Linked DNA regions of Homo sapiens: region 2 is linked to region 1. Evidence: chromatin contacts called from ENCODE Hi-C or POLR2A ChIA-PET data. All regions are on one chromosome and are shown on one strand. Each heading gives the region's core, a stretch centred on a gene start or an enhancer-like site at or near the end of the contact. The rest is flanking DNA. Distances are from core to core; before and after follow the strand shown.

What was found. A loop is a pair of places that touch in the nucleus more often than their neighbours do. ChIA-PET counts read pairs that join two places held with the same protein, here RNA polymerase II (POLR2A). Pooled maps may share reads with other maps.
Region 2: a loop to region 1 is called in a map with no recorded cell type, with 4 times the contacts of the local background. The contact joins the enhancer-like site here to the promoter of TMX1 in region 1. A Hi-C loop is called at or near these places in 1 of 37 single-sample maps with no recorded cell type and 3 of 50 pooled maps. POLR2A ChIA-PET finds 5 or more read pairs at or near these places in 1 of 52 experiments (OCI-LY7).

The regions. Positions count from the first base shown.
Region 1 is chr14:51,237,845-51,244,033 of GRCh38, reverse strand. TMX1 (thioredoxin related transmembrane protein 1) reads right to left here and starts at 3,787. Exons shown (of 8, transcript NM_030755.5): 1 at 3,590-3,787; 2 at 63-178. The coding sequence starts at 3,741. RefSeq lists an enhancer at 3,509-3,748 and a silencer at 3,609-3,951.
Region 2 is chr14:53,618,727-53,625,014 of GRCh38, reverse strand. All of the region lies in intron 2 of LOC105370504 (a long non-coding RNA gene), which reads right to left. Among named protein-coding and RNA genes, the nearest start is that of LINC02331, 230 kb to the left of the region's middle. RefSeq lists a silencer at 3,322-3,391. Within about 2 kb of position 4,859, at least 2 of the 41 ENCODE cell types and tissues checked have a DNase peak (open chromatin) inside an H3K27ac peak, as active enhancers do.

The DNA of each region.
Region 1 (6,189 bases), core at 2,538-5,037:
AAAAGGATAAATATATCAACCCAAACAGCAAAGAAACAAAACTAACCAAAGACTTACAGTACCTGGCTGCTCTGTGACATCTACTTTCGCAATATTAACCTCAAGATCTTCTCCCCATTCAGCAAAACTTTCCCATTCCGGTTGAAGATTTTGACAAGCAGGGCACCACGGGGCATAACTAAGAAATACAGATTTTTTTTTAAAAAAAGTTAAGCACTTTAGTATGACCATTTATCTTGGGATAAAAAATTTAAATGTATAATTTATGAAGAATATTTCATATGAAAACACTGAAGATGATAAGGTGGTTAATTTTATGCAGATGAAAAACTTTTAAGGGTAGATCTAACAATCCGGAAATCAAGAATGATGAACTGATGATGCTAATCAAATAAAATTCTGAGAATAAGACACAGGATTTTTTCACATGCAAAACAGCTCTTTAGAAAACTTTTGCATTTCTCTATTAACGGTGTGGCCACCAGAAAGCTCAAGACCAAAGTTAGAGCTTACCAATTTTAATAATTTATAATGCAGAGTCACAAATGCAAGGTGTTGGAAAAACAGAAGTGTCCTGGGCTGTGGTGAATAAGAAAGCACATATTCCATCTTAAAGTGGCAACCATTATTAAGTAGGATTGCCACTAAGGATGCTGGCACACTAAGGCTGGCTATTCATATTTAAAAGAAGATGGAGAGCTGCATTTTTATATGAGAATGTTACCTCAAAAAATAACCCACACACAAATACTAAGCAGGCCAAACAAAACTCTTGGCCAGTTAGGTCATCCTGTTTCCAAGACCTTGGATTTACAAATGCAAGCATATTAGCATTTAAATTACTCCTCTGGTATTATCTCCTGAGGATCTTATTTTTCCACTTTATTGTATTTTATCTTATAATACACCACAGGGTTGTTCTTTTTTTTTTTTTTTTTTTAACAGAACCAGGAAGAATAAAGCCTAAAGCAGTTAAACACAAAACTATACTTTCTGTACTTCACATTTTCTTCACTTGTTTTATGAAAACCAAACTCCTAAAATAGACATTGTAGAACAAGACAAACTGGTAGTATAAAAGCCAAGCTCCTAACAATAAATCGTATTACAATGAAAATATCTCCATGACAAAACTTCTGAGCAGAAATGGATTTACTGTAGATAATTCACTTGTAATTAGGAGCAGACTATTACTAAAACTACTAGAGTCCTTCTTTTTCAGGTTCGTTTTGTTGCTCAGTTGCTTTTTTATTTTTTGAAACAGGGTCTCGCTTTGTTACCCAGGCTGGAGGGCAGTGGCGCCATCTGGGCTCACTGCAACCTCAACCTCCCGGGCTCAAGACATCCTCCCACCTCAGCCCAAGTAGCTGGGACTACAGATGCCTGCCCACACGCCCAGCTAATTTTTCGTATTTTTTTGTAGAGACTGGTTTTTGCCATGTTGCCCAGGCTGTCAGTTGCTTTCTAAAAACTTACTTTAGAATCTCTACTTAAGGAAAAAGAAAAACTACTACTCTATAGCATAATTTCAGATAGATGCTCCAATGTGGATTTACCTCATACTCAATGTTTTGTTAGTCTTGTTCTCCTTAATACTACTTCTGATTGCTGTATTTATATAGTTGGACCATAATGAGTTAAAAAATATCCTTGAGTAATACTTGACTGTATTTTGCATATACACACACGATCACTATTGCTTAATATATTGCTTATAACACTATTTTACAGGCACGATCTAAAACAAGTTACTCATGATGATGACTGAAAAAGTGTCACAGTTCCTCTCCCCTGAAGCTTTCAATGGTGCCTGAATGAAAATTCATTTCAGAATTGCAGACTACATGCATACTATGAAAATTTCCCTTTATCTTACCCTCCATATAAATGTTCTACTTTTTTTTTGAGATTGAGTCTCACTCTGTCGCCCAGGCTGGAGTGCAGTGGTGCGACCTCGGCTCACTGCAACCTCTGACTCCCAGATTCAAGCGATTCTTCTGCCTCAGCCTCCCGAGTAGCTGGGACTACAGGCGCGTGCCACCACGCCCAGGTAATTTTTTGTATTTTTAGTACAAACGGCGTTTCACCGTGTTAGCCAGGATGGTCTCGATCTCCTCACCTCGTGATCCACCGGCCTCGGCCTCCCAAAGTGCTGGGATTACAGGCGTGAGCCACCGCGCCGGCCAGTTTTGTTTTTTTAAAAAATAACACAGGACTTACTGATTTAGCCTTCTGGGTTCTCCCTTGGGGATGTCACTTTCACTGGCCTCCTTAACTTGACAACCCTTGCTGTATTCGTGACACAAGAAAACACTCACCTGAACCCTGTTGTCTTTTCATTTTTATTTATTTACTTATTTATTTTGCTAGTTGCCCAGGATCTCTTGAACCCCTGGGCTCAAGTCATCCTCATACCTCAATCTCCTGGGTAGCGTACGCCACTTCCAGCTGAACCTTTTTAAAGAAGAAGGTGTTCTAACAACAATTATTGTATGCCTACTCTGAAGACCCAAAGAAAGCCAGCACAGCAATATCTGCATAGGTTAACTAAAGTATTTAGGTATCTTGTTACTCATTTGTAAAACGTGAAAAACACCTGTCATAGAGAATTTGTAGGGAATTAAATATGGTATTCGTGTAAAGGTGCTTAGTGGTGTCCAGTACACTGTTAATAATTATGCTTTTACTATTATCAGTAAATACTGCTAATATGTATAATACCACCATCAACAACGACTTAGCATCTAAAGCAAAGACAGATACTTTATTTCCCACCGCGGCAGAACAGATATTATTAAATTGAAATCACCACACAAAATACATGATTTCGTTCGAGCAATAAATGATGACCTGGCGCTCTTGAGAGTGTATACATTAATACATTATCTTTTAATGTAATACCATTTACAAAGACCTAGGAGTCACAACCCAAGGTATTCTCTACACTACAAAGACACCCAAAGGAAAAATGAGATGAGGAGTGAAAAAAAGAGAAAGCAAAAGAGGAGGCAAAAAGAGAAAACGAAAACTTAAAAATAACCCAACTTGAATTGACTCAGTATTTACAATAAAAAAGAAACGTACCCAATCCATTAAAAAAAGCTTAAAAGCGCCAAATTCCAACACCATAAAGAGACTATCTTTTAAGGACAGACAAAACGAGAGGAGAAATTTTGCTCAATATTCTCTTATGTAAAATGTGGTGAAAATAAGTGTAGAAGTCTGTGAAGAATCACTTTAACTACTTAGACACGAGTCGGACACCTCCCTCCCCGCGCCCCAGTCGCATCCTCAAAGTCATGAAAAATGTCAGAATTCGCATTGGCACTAACCCTTTGGGCGCACCACAACCCAAGAAACGAAACGAGGGTGCACCCCAGAAGAAACTTAACATTCACGGGTAAGAGACGAGGGGGTGGGACCAAGCTGGCGGCAGATCCCAAGAGTTTGGGGAGCTGCAGAAGTCGGGGACGCTCGCTCCGCAACTCGGAGGCGCAGTCCTGGGGAGCCTGCGACCCGCACGAGGAACGTGCGGGGTGAAGTCGTGTGTCCAGGCACGGACGTAGGACCCTGGCCGCCCCGCACTCACAATTCTATCATCCAGTCTCCTTCCAGCAGTTCTCTCCAGTTCTCGTCCGTGATGACGCGAACGTTGCTCCGCCGCCCGTGCGTCCAGGGAGCACCCCAAAGCAACAGCACCAGGACTGCCAGGGGAACTGCAAGACTCCCGGAGGGCGCCATTTCGCCGCTTGCCCACCTCACAGGGAGCGCGGTCGCAGCTCCCACTTCCGCCCTCGCGGGCTGCTCAGCGCAAGCGCACTACGGTGCTGCGAGGAGCGCCTGTCTAGAGGACTCTCAATGCGCATGACAGGGGTCTGATCCCAGTGAGTGGTGAAGTCGGGAAAGAGGGAAGAACGACTCTCCGCAATGCGCATGACAGAAAAGCGGCTGCTTCTACCGCCTAGGGTGTCCCAATATTGTGGGGGAAGGAACAGAGCAAAAGGAGGCGTGGTGTAAAAAGTGGGGCGGTGCTTTGAGGAAGAACGGTTTAAAAGACCCTCCCAGGATTTTGGCGCCAAATGGTTAGCGTTTACAAGCAAATTGGTAAGTTTATAATGTGCTAAAGCAGTTTTCCAATTAAATGTCCTTCAGAGTTCTCATTTGTTTTCTTTGAAACATGTAGTAAAGCTAATGGATTTTATAGGAGTCGGAATATTGGTTTACTTCTGAGAGATTATAGACAGGGAAGGTGCAGAGGAACATTATGGTTATGTTGGATGTGTTGGAGGTGTTCAACATCTAGATATGAACAGTAGTTACATGGGCGTACGTATATGATTTTTTTTAAAGAAGGATCAAGCTGTACATTTTAAGACAGTGCACTTTATGCACTTTCAGGTGTATGTTATCTCTCAAAAAAAATTCAGTAGGTACAGAGATCCTAGGTCAGTACTTCAAAATGGAACCAGACACATAGGCTTGTAAGATATTTGAGTTTTTTCTCTCAAACATTCGTAAATACAAATGCAAACCAAAATGTGCACTGCCCCATCAGTCAAATGAAAATAGTTGCAGGTGCGGTGGCTCACGCCTGTAATCCTAGCAAAACAGGGAGGCCAAGGCAGGCGGATCACTTGAGGTCAGGAGTTTGTGACCAGCCTGACCAACATAGTGAAACCCCGTCTCTACTAAAAATACAAAAATTAGCCAGGCGTGGTGGCAGGCGCCTGTAGTCCCAGCTACTCAGGAGGCTGAGGCAGGAGAATCGCTTGAACCCGGGAGGCGGAGGTTGCAGTGAACCGAGATCATTCCACTGCACTCCAATCTGGGCTATAGAGAGAGACTAAGTCTCAAGGAAATAGTTGCCACTATCTTACCTCACCTTTTCAACTTAATTAACCCCAATTAGTCCCCTTCCCCACCCCTCCACTGAATAGCCCTCTCAAGGACACCAGCGACCAGCAAGATAAATCCCAATTGTTTCTTCTCAATGCATCTAGCATGACTCCTAGCCCCATTCTACCACACCCTTGAAACACTTTACTATCTTGCTGTCTGGGCAGCTCGCTTTTTTTTCTGTCCTACAGTAGCTGATTCTTCTCAAACTTCTTGGCTGGTCCTCCTTTACTTCCGGACATCGGCATCTCCAGGATGCTTTACTGCCCCCCGCCCCCCATCTCCCGCCACCTTTCTCTTCATATCATCAGGCTCTCATCTTTCTGGGAACTACAGGCATATGTATTCAACTGTATATCATTCAGACTCTGATCTTTCTGGGAACTACAGGCATATGTATTCAACTGTATATCATTCAGACTCTGATCCTTCTGGGAACTACAGGCATATGTATTCAACTCCTTGCTAAACATCTCTTGGGTATGTAATAGCTGGTGAAAGGAAAAGAAATCTTGGGGCCCCAAAATCATTAAGCTAAAGGGAAAAGTCAAGCTGGGAACTGCTTAGGGCAAACCTGCCTCTCATCCTTCTTCTCACTGAGATAAATGCATATCTGATTGCCTCCTTTGGAAGGCTAATCAGAAACTTAGAAGAATGCCACCATTTGTCTCTTACCCACCTATGACCTGGAAGCCCCTTCCTGGCTTCGAGTTTGTCCCGCCTTTGCTTTGAGTTGTCCCACCTTTCCAGGCCAATACAATGTTCATCTTACATATGTTGATTGATGTCTCATGTCTCCCTAAAATATATAATATAAAATCAAGCTGTGCTCCACCCACCTTAGGCACATGTCCTCAGCACCTCCTCAGGCTATGTCATGGGCGCGCATTCTTAATTTTGGCAAAATAAACTTCCTAAATTGACTGAGACCTGTCTCAGATTTTGGGGGTTCAGAAGCTCAAACATCAAACGGCCAAAAAAGATAATTCTTGATTCTTCCTCTCCTGGTCTTCCATCCACTAAAGAGCCCCGAGGTTCACCAGGTTTCTCTAGCCAAACATGTACATGTTAATTCTTTATTGTTCTCTCTCTTCACCTTCTCCTCTTGTAACCTATGAGCAAATCTTGTAAACGTTACCTTCAAAACGTATCCTGAATCTGACCACCAATTTCCATCTCAACAGCCAACACCCTAGTCCAGAGTTTTCTTGCCTTGAGTACAATGAGAACTTCCTAAATTTGTGAGAAAATAAATTTCTATTGTTTAAGCCACCCAGTCTATGATATTTTATT
Region 2 (6,288 bases), core at 3,610-6,109, 2.4 Mb before region 1:
GACTGTTTCTCCCTTACATTTTCAATGGCTAGGACTGTTTTGAAAGACTGTTGCAGGGTTTGATGATGCTTGGAAAACACTTTAGACCCCTGAAGGAAGCAGAGAGCATACCAAAGGATTTCTAACCAAGTAACCACCCTACAGATTTACTTGCTATAATAAAAATACACACTAGTCACATCCCTGGTCTGCTTAAAACCACCTTTTCATGGCTTCCCACAGTCCATAGGTAAAGGTCATGATTTAGTAGCACTTTACAAACCAGCACCAATCTTCATTACAGTCTTGCTGCCTACTGCCCTCCTTACTCCGAACCCTCAGCACAAAATGCTTTTCCCTAACCTCATTCTAATCCTTCAGGACTCAGGTCAAAAGTTCTCTCTCACCATCCAGGAAGTTTTTATAGTTACATCTCTGAGTCTCCCTATTATTCATAAACACATTTGCATTAACAATTGTTGCATTTATATATAAAAATTACATATATTTGTTTATTAACAAATTATTTAATGTGTTATTTAAATTTAAATTATATTACATTTTTATTATGTATTTATGTTTTATTTATACTTTATATATGTATATATGTTTATTTCTCTAATTTATATTTGTCTGTATATTTATATAGTTATTGTGTAAACATTAATTAAATACATGAAATATTTAAATGTATTTATGTTTATATAAATATGCATAGATTCATAGATGTGTATGCTTTATATATATCCTCATTACTATTTATTTAGAATTTTATTTATATGTTTATATTTATTTGTATTTAGAGTATGTTCAATTAAATATTAATATTAAATAAAATTATTTAATTTCCTTTCTACTTCAACTACTAGGCTGTGAATTCCTCTAGGTCAAGTATTCAAAATGAGATTCAAACTCAACTCAATACAATGATAATACCTACCTTTATTGAGCACTAATTTCATGCCAGACCCTGGGCAAAGTGGTTTGTGTACATTATCTCATTTAATCTACACAATCATTGAAGGATATCACTGTTATTATTATCCACATTTAAAGATGAAAAGCAGTAACTCACCCCTAGTATTGAGTGCTTAGTTAGGCTTTGAACCCAGTTTTGGTCTTAACTCCAAAGACCTGGCCTTTGACCACTGGGTGATGGGAAAGCAAGGTGAGGGCCATGCATCCTAGTGGGTAAGAGCCAAGCAAGGGTTTGGGAGTCAGATAACCGAGGCACAAGTCCCTATTCCATTATCTCTTAGTGGCGTGGATCTAGAATATTTCCGTCTTTCATGACCATTTTGTGTGAGAGAGACCCAGATGCAGAGTGAATGCCAATTGGGAAAAGGAAAATGTATCAGTAGTTAGTGATAGAAAATTTAGATTTTGTAAAAAAAATGGACATTGTTACTTCCTCGATGACAAAACTAAAAAGAACACTGGCTAAAAGTTAAATTCCATTATTTTCTACCCTTTAGTTCCTTGCAACTCAAGAAAAGGTAACATTAGAATCACCTGGGAGTTCGTGAGAAATACAGAACCTCAAGCTCCAACCCAGAGTACAGAATCAAGTTCTGTATTTGGACGAGATCCTCCAGTGATGCCTACATAGGACATAGCTTGAGAAGTGCTTGTTTGTATCATTCTCTCCCTGACCAATACGATTAAATTGTGATTCCAAATAAGACTTGTTGATTCTCCAACTTTATATCTAAAAGAAATTCAGGGATTACAGGAGAGAAGTAAGGGTGCAAGTAAACCAAGAATCAGTCTAATATCAGGTTGGCTGCAAGCAAGCCCTGTGATCTCAGCAAATTACTTTCTCTATGACTTAAATTCCATCTCTATAACAAATGTTTTAGAAGGAAGGAGGAAAAGAAGGAGATAGAAAAGAGGGAAATCAGTATAGATAATTATAAAGGAGACTTTCTAAATTCAAATATTCATTAAGTATAAGATTAATAAAGTAAAACAGACCTGACTAAAAATTATAAGGATTGTGTGTCTGTCTTAACTACTGCTATATTTTCTAGTACTTAGTAGGTGCTGTGTAAATATAAATGAACTAATAATGAAGAAGTGATCACTCTCACACTTAAAAATAGTCAGAAGTCTTTCTCAAACTAGCAGCACCTTCTTCTGTACTCTTATCATAATTTGTTTACATCCGTTGACACTTAAGACAATGTAACAAATTTATTAAACAACATACAATCATCCATAACCCTATCTACTAATAACATTTCTGCAGATTTTCTCCCCTCAGCACACATCTTTTACGTAGCTAATATCATAGAGTACGTAGATTTGCAATCTGCATATTTCTATACTATATAATAGCACTGGCATATGGCAGCCATCCAAGAGACATTTGTGAATGTGCATAGCTTTCATAATTATCTTAGGACTGCATAATATTTCTTCAAGTTAATGTGCCCTCATTTTTAAAACAGTCCATAATGTTGAACATGTTGGTGGTTTTTACATTTTTTTTCCCTTTTACAAAATAATTCTAGAGGAACATCTTTGAGAATGTAGATTTGTGGGTCTGTCGAGTGACATTTCTTTGACATTCACAGGAGTGGATTGATTGGAACAAAGAGCACATCATTATGGCTCTTGTTACATACTGCTGAATTTTCTTTCTAGTTCCCAGCCTTTAGGATTGTGAGAGAGTCCTAAATTTTCCAGTGGCTGTAGCAAAAACTAGAAGCCAGAAGCCAGCTACTGGTGCCACCACAGTCCTTGAAAATGGCAAGACAGACATTCCCACATTCTTTTCTTTCATAGACAATTTAAACAAAATGGAAACCCTGCACTAGAATTTGGCTTACAGCATCTAATGGATGAAATATCGTGTTACACAAATGACCAGACCTGCTGGATAAACAAGATACATTCAGAGTTGCATTCTTTCCCAGAATCTTTGGAGCATGGATTCACAATTCTATTTCTAGCCTATTTTTAAAATATCAAAGAGAAGGACCAGATGTCACAATGAATTAATATCCTGGACTTACAAATCTGGAGACATAGGTTCAAATTCTCCCCAGTTGAAAGTAAATACGAGTTTTCTGGCTTCTTGGAGCTCCCTAGTGAATATTTCATTCACCCCCAAATTTGACAGTTTGACAGGATGATCCCAGCATCTTCTTTTCTATCATGACCTGAGGGCTGAAAGCTCAGATGAAGTGAGGCAGGTGCCATAACTGAGCCGAAGGAAAATCCAGCCTCATCTCCCACTCCCCTCACCACACAGACCTCTAGGGATTCCTCTCTCCTATTCAACATTTCCCCATCAAGAGGCACTGAGTTACACAGCTGTTGCTTAAGAGAGACAGGAAATAAAGGAGGAGGAGCTCTGGCCCTTTGACTGACTTAGTGATGGAGAGTCAAAGGCCATCAAAGTGCAGCTGCACAGTCCATTGGCATGGCCATGGTACTGTTGCAGTCCATCCAAGTGGATCCCATGAAGGCTCTCCCTTGATGGATTTCCCCTTAGCGACACTCACTTTTATTCTCTACTTGAGTCAGTTTCTGACACCCGTCACAGAGACTGTGGCAATGTTATTAACATATTTATGCTTGATGGCCTTTTCTTCTAGGAAGTCTTCCTGCTAAGCTGGGGTTACGTACCCTGTTGTCATGCTCTCCTGGCACCTTTCTTCCCATCCCAGCACTGCTTTTACTTCCTGCAATAGCCATACCTATCTGCTTCCCTCTGGGGCCCTAGACTCCATGAGAGCAGAGAATGCACCTACCCACTTCACTTCACTATTTAAAGATCTCAGTAAGTTCTTCTAGATCATCCTAGAAATCACTGGAGACACCTCTGGGAAAAGAAGAGTGGTGTGGGAGAGGCAAACTTTGTGTAGGAGAGGCCCCCCTGATGGGGGATGAAAAGGGAAATGCCCCAGCCTCACAGCCAGCTGGGCACCTCACTCAAGTGAATTTCCCTAGAAACCCCAGTGGGTCCTCATGTGGAAAGTGTGGCTGGTGTGATGATAGAAAATGGCAAATGATCTTTCCCTCAAAAAGGCAAAGGAAAGGGAGGTAGCACGTTAAGCATCAATGCCAAGATGTAACCCACAATAATTACAGTTCAAGAAAACCTGAACTTGGAAAATTTTGATTAAAAAAAACCCTACATGTACAATCTTACTTCATATCTGTTTTTCTTTCTAGTTACGTTGGATTTTCAATTTAAAGTACATTTAAATGGACATTTTAAAAGGCAGAAGGAGCAAATTCACACAACTCCCCCAGCAGCTTGCCCATGGGATTCATCATGGGGAGAAAGCCTGGCTGATCCTGGGCTTTCTGAAGAGGTGGGCTGTCCACTTGTCACCCCATATGAAGATGCTCTGCTTTTATGTGAGTTCAGCTCTATCAAACTATGAGCATATGTTTCAAAAAAAAAAAACTATGTCTTTTAAGGCATAGTAAAGACAGCTGAAACATTCTTTCTCTCCCTCCAGAAACCTAGGAATGAATTCCTCACCACTAAGGCAGAGTCCAGGAGAGAAAAGGCAACCAGCCAGAGAGGAAAAGGGAATCCAGAGAGAGCCGATCAAGTCAGGCCAAGTTAATAACAGACCTGCAAAGACCAGCCTCCAAGACTCTAACCTGCAGCCATGGGGAAATCCCAAAGAACCTGTCTCTTTAATTTTTTTTTCCCTGAAAAATATTATCTGGAGCTCTTCCTCTAAGTCTCTCGGCACCCTGATATTTGGGATAATTGCACCCACTGCTCTTAAGCTTGGGTGCTAAAATCCCCTCCTGGAGTTGAGTTTTTAAAGGGAGCAGATTTAAAGCTGTCAGCAGTAGAGGAGAGAAGGCCAAATTGCTCTCATGCTTGAGCCTGTGGCCCAATTTGTTTGTAATTGGATTGGTATGCAGGGAAGATAGAGCTGTCTGGGGGAAATGCTACATGATTCCCTTTAGTAGAGGATACTACTGATGCTGCTCATAGCCCAGCGCCAGATCCCAACTAATGAGGGAGGGCAGTGAGACCCTAAACGCAGAGGAGAAGGGCCAATTCCATGTATTCACCAGGTAAAAGGACAGCAGGGGATGCCCTTCACCAAATTTAACCCAGAAATCAGAGCATACATTGCAAGGTTTGTGTGCAAAGTTAGGGAATGTGGGCCAAGGAGGAAGCTTGGATGACAGAAGGGAGGAGAAGATGAAGCTGGACAGGATTCCAAGAGTCTAATAGCAGCCCTTTACCAGGAGAACTTTTTTTTTAATAAAATGAAATTGCTGCAACTTCCATTGCCTTCTCAGTTGAGTCTACATGGCCCAATTGTCAGCCAATAATATAAATTCCATCTGCAGGCCATCGCCAGCTGCAGAGCCTGAAAAATGTAGGCTTGGGGAGAAAGAGATTTAGTTCTACTCTCGGTTTTGCTACATACCATTTATGAAACTTTGGCAAGATACTTAACCCAATTGAAGCTCAGTCTTCTGGTCTGTAAAATGAAAATAATAACTCCTATGAGAATGCTGACTTAAAGGGATCTTGAAAGTCTGAAGAGCCATATTGGGTAAAATTCATGGTCAATCAGCATTATCCCCCCCCACCTTTATATATGTTCCCCTTTATCTCAGGCACCAGAAGCCTGGGAACTACATATCCCAGATTTGCTTTCCACCAAGGTTCTGAATTTGACTTACATTTGACAATGAAATTCATTTGTGAGATATCTGTAAGGGGAAAGAGAGCAAGAGATGCCTCTTCCTCTGTCAATGGTGGTGGTGGTGACTTGAGTATGAGCTCCCACAGATGTGACCAACATAGTAGCTGGCTGGTCACCTCTAGGCACCAGCTTCAAGGCTGTGGGCCAGTTATTATTTCCTGACCTCAGGTGGCAACCTGTGTGACATAACCTGAAAGCTAAGAGTAATCCACCTTACTTTCTTGGTTCTAGTCTTTTCCACAGCATAGTACTTTCTTGGTTCTAGTCTTTTCTGCAATGTAGTAAGCACTCATATTTGCTTTCTATTCCTATTTGTTTCAGGCAATGGAAGGCAATGGAAGTTGCAGCAATTTCATTTTACTAAAAAAATTTATATAGCAAATTATCACAAACTTAGCACCTTAAAACAACACTTATCACACACTTCCGTAGAGCAGGTGAGCTCAACTTGGTTCTCTACTCTGGGTTCTCACAGGGCTGAAATCAAGGGGTCAGTCAGATTGAGCTCTTATCTGGAGGCGCTGGAAAGAATCTACATCCAAGTTCATTCATGTGGTTGGAAGAATTTACTTCCTCCTGCTTTTAGGACTGACATTCCCCTTTCCTTGCTAAC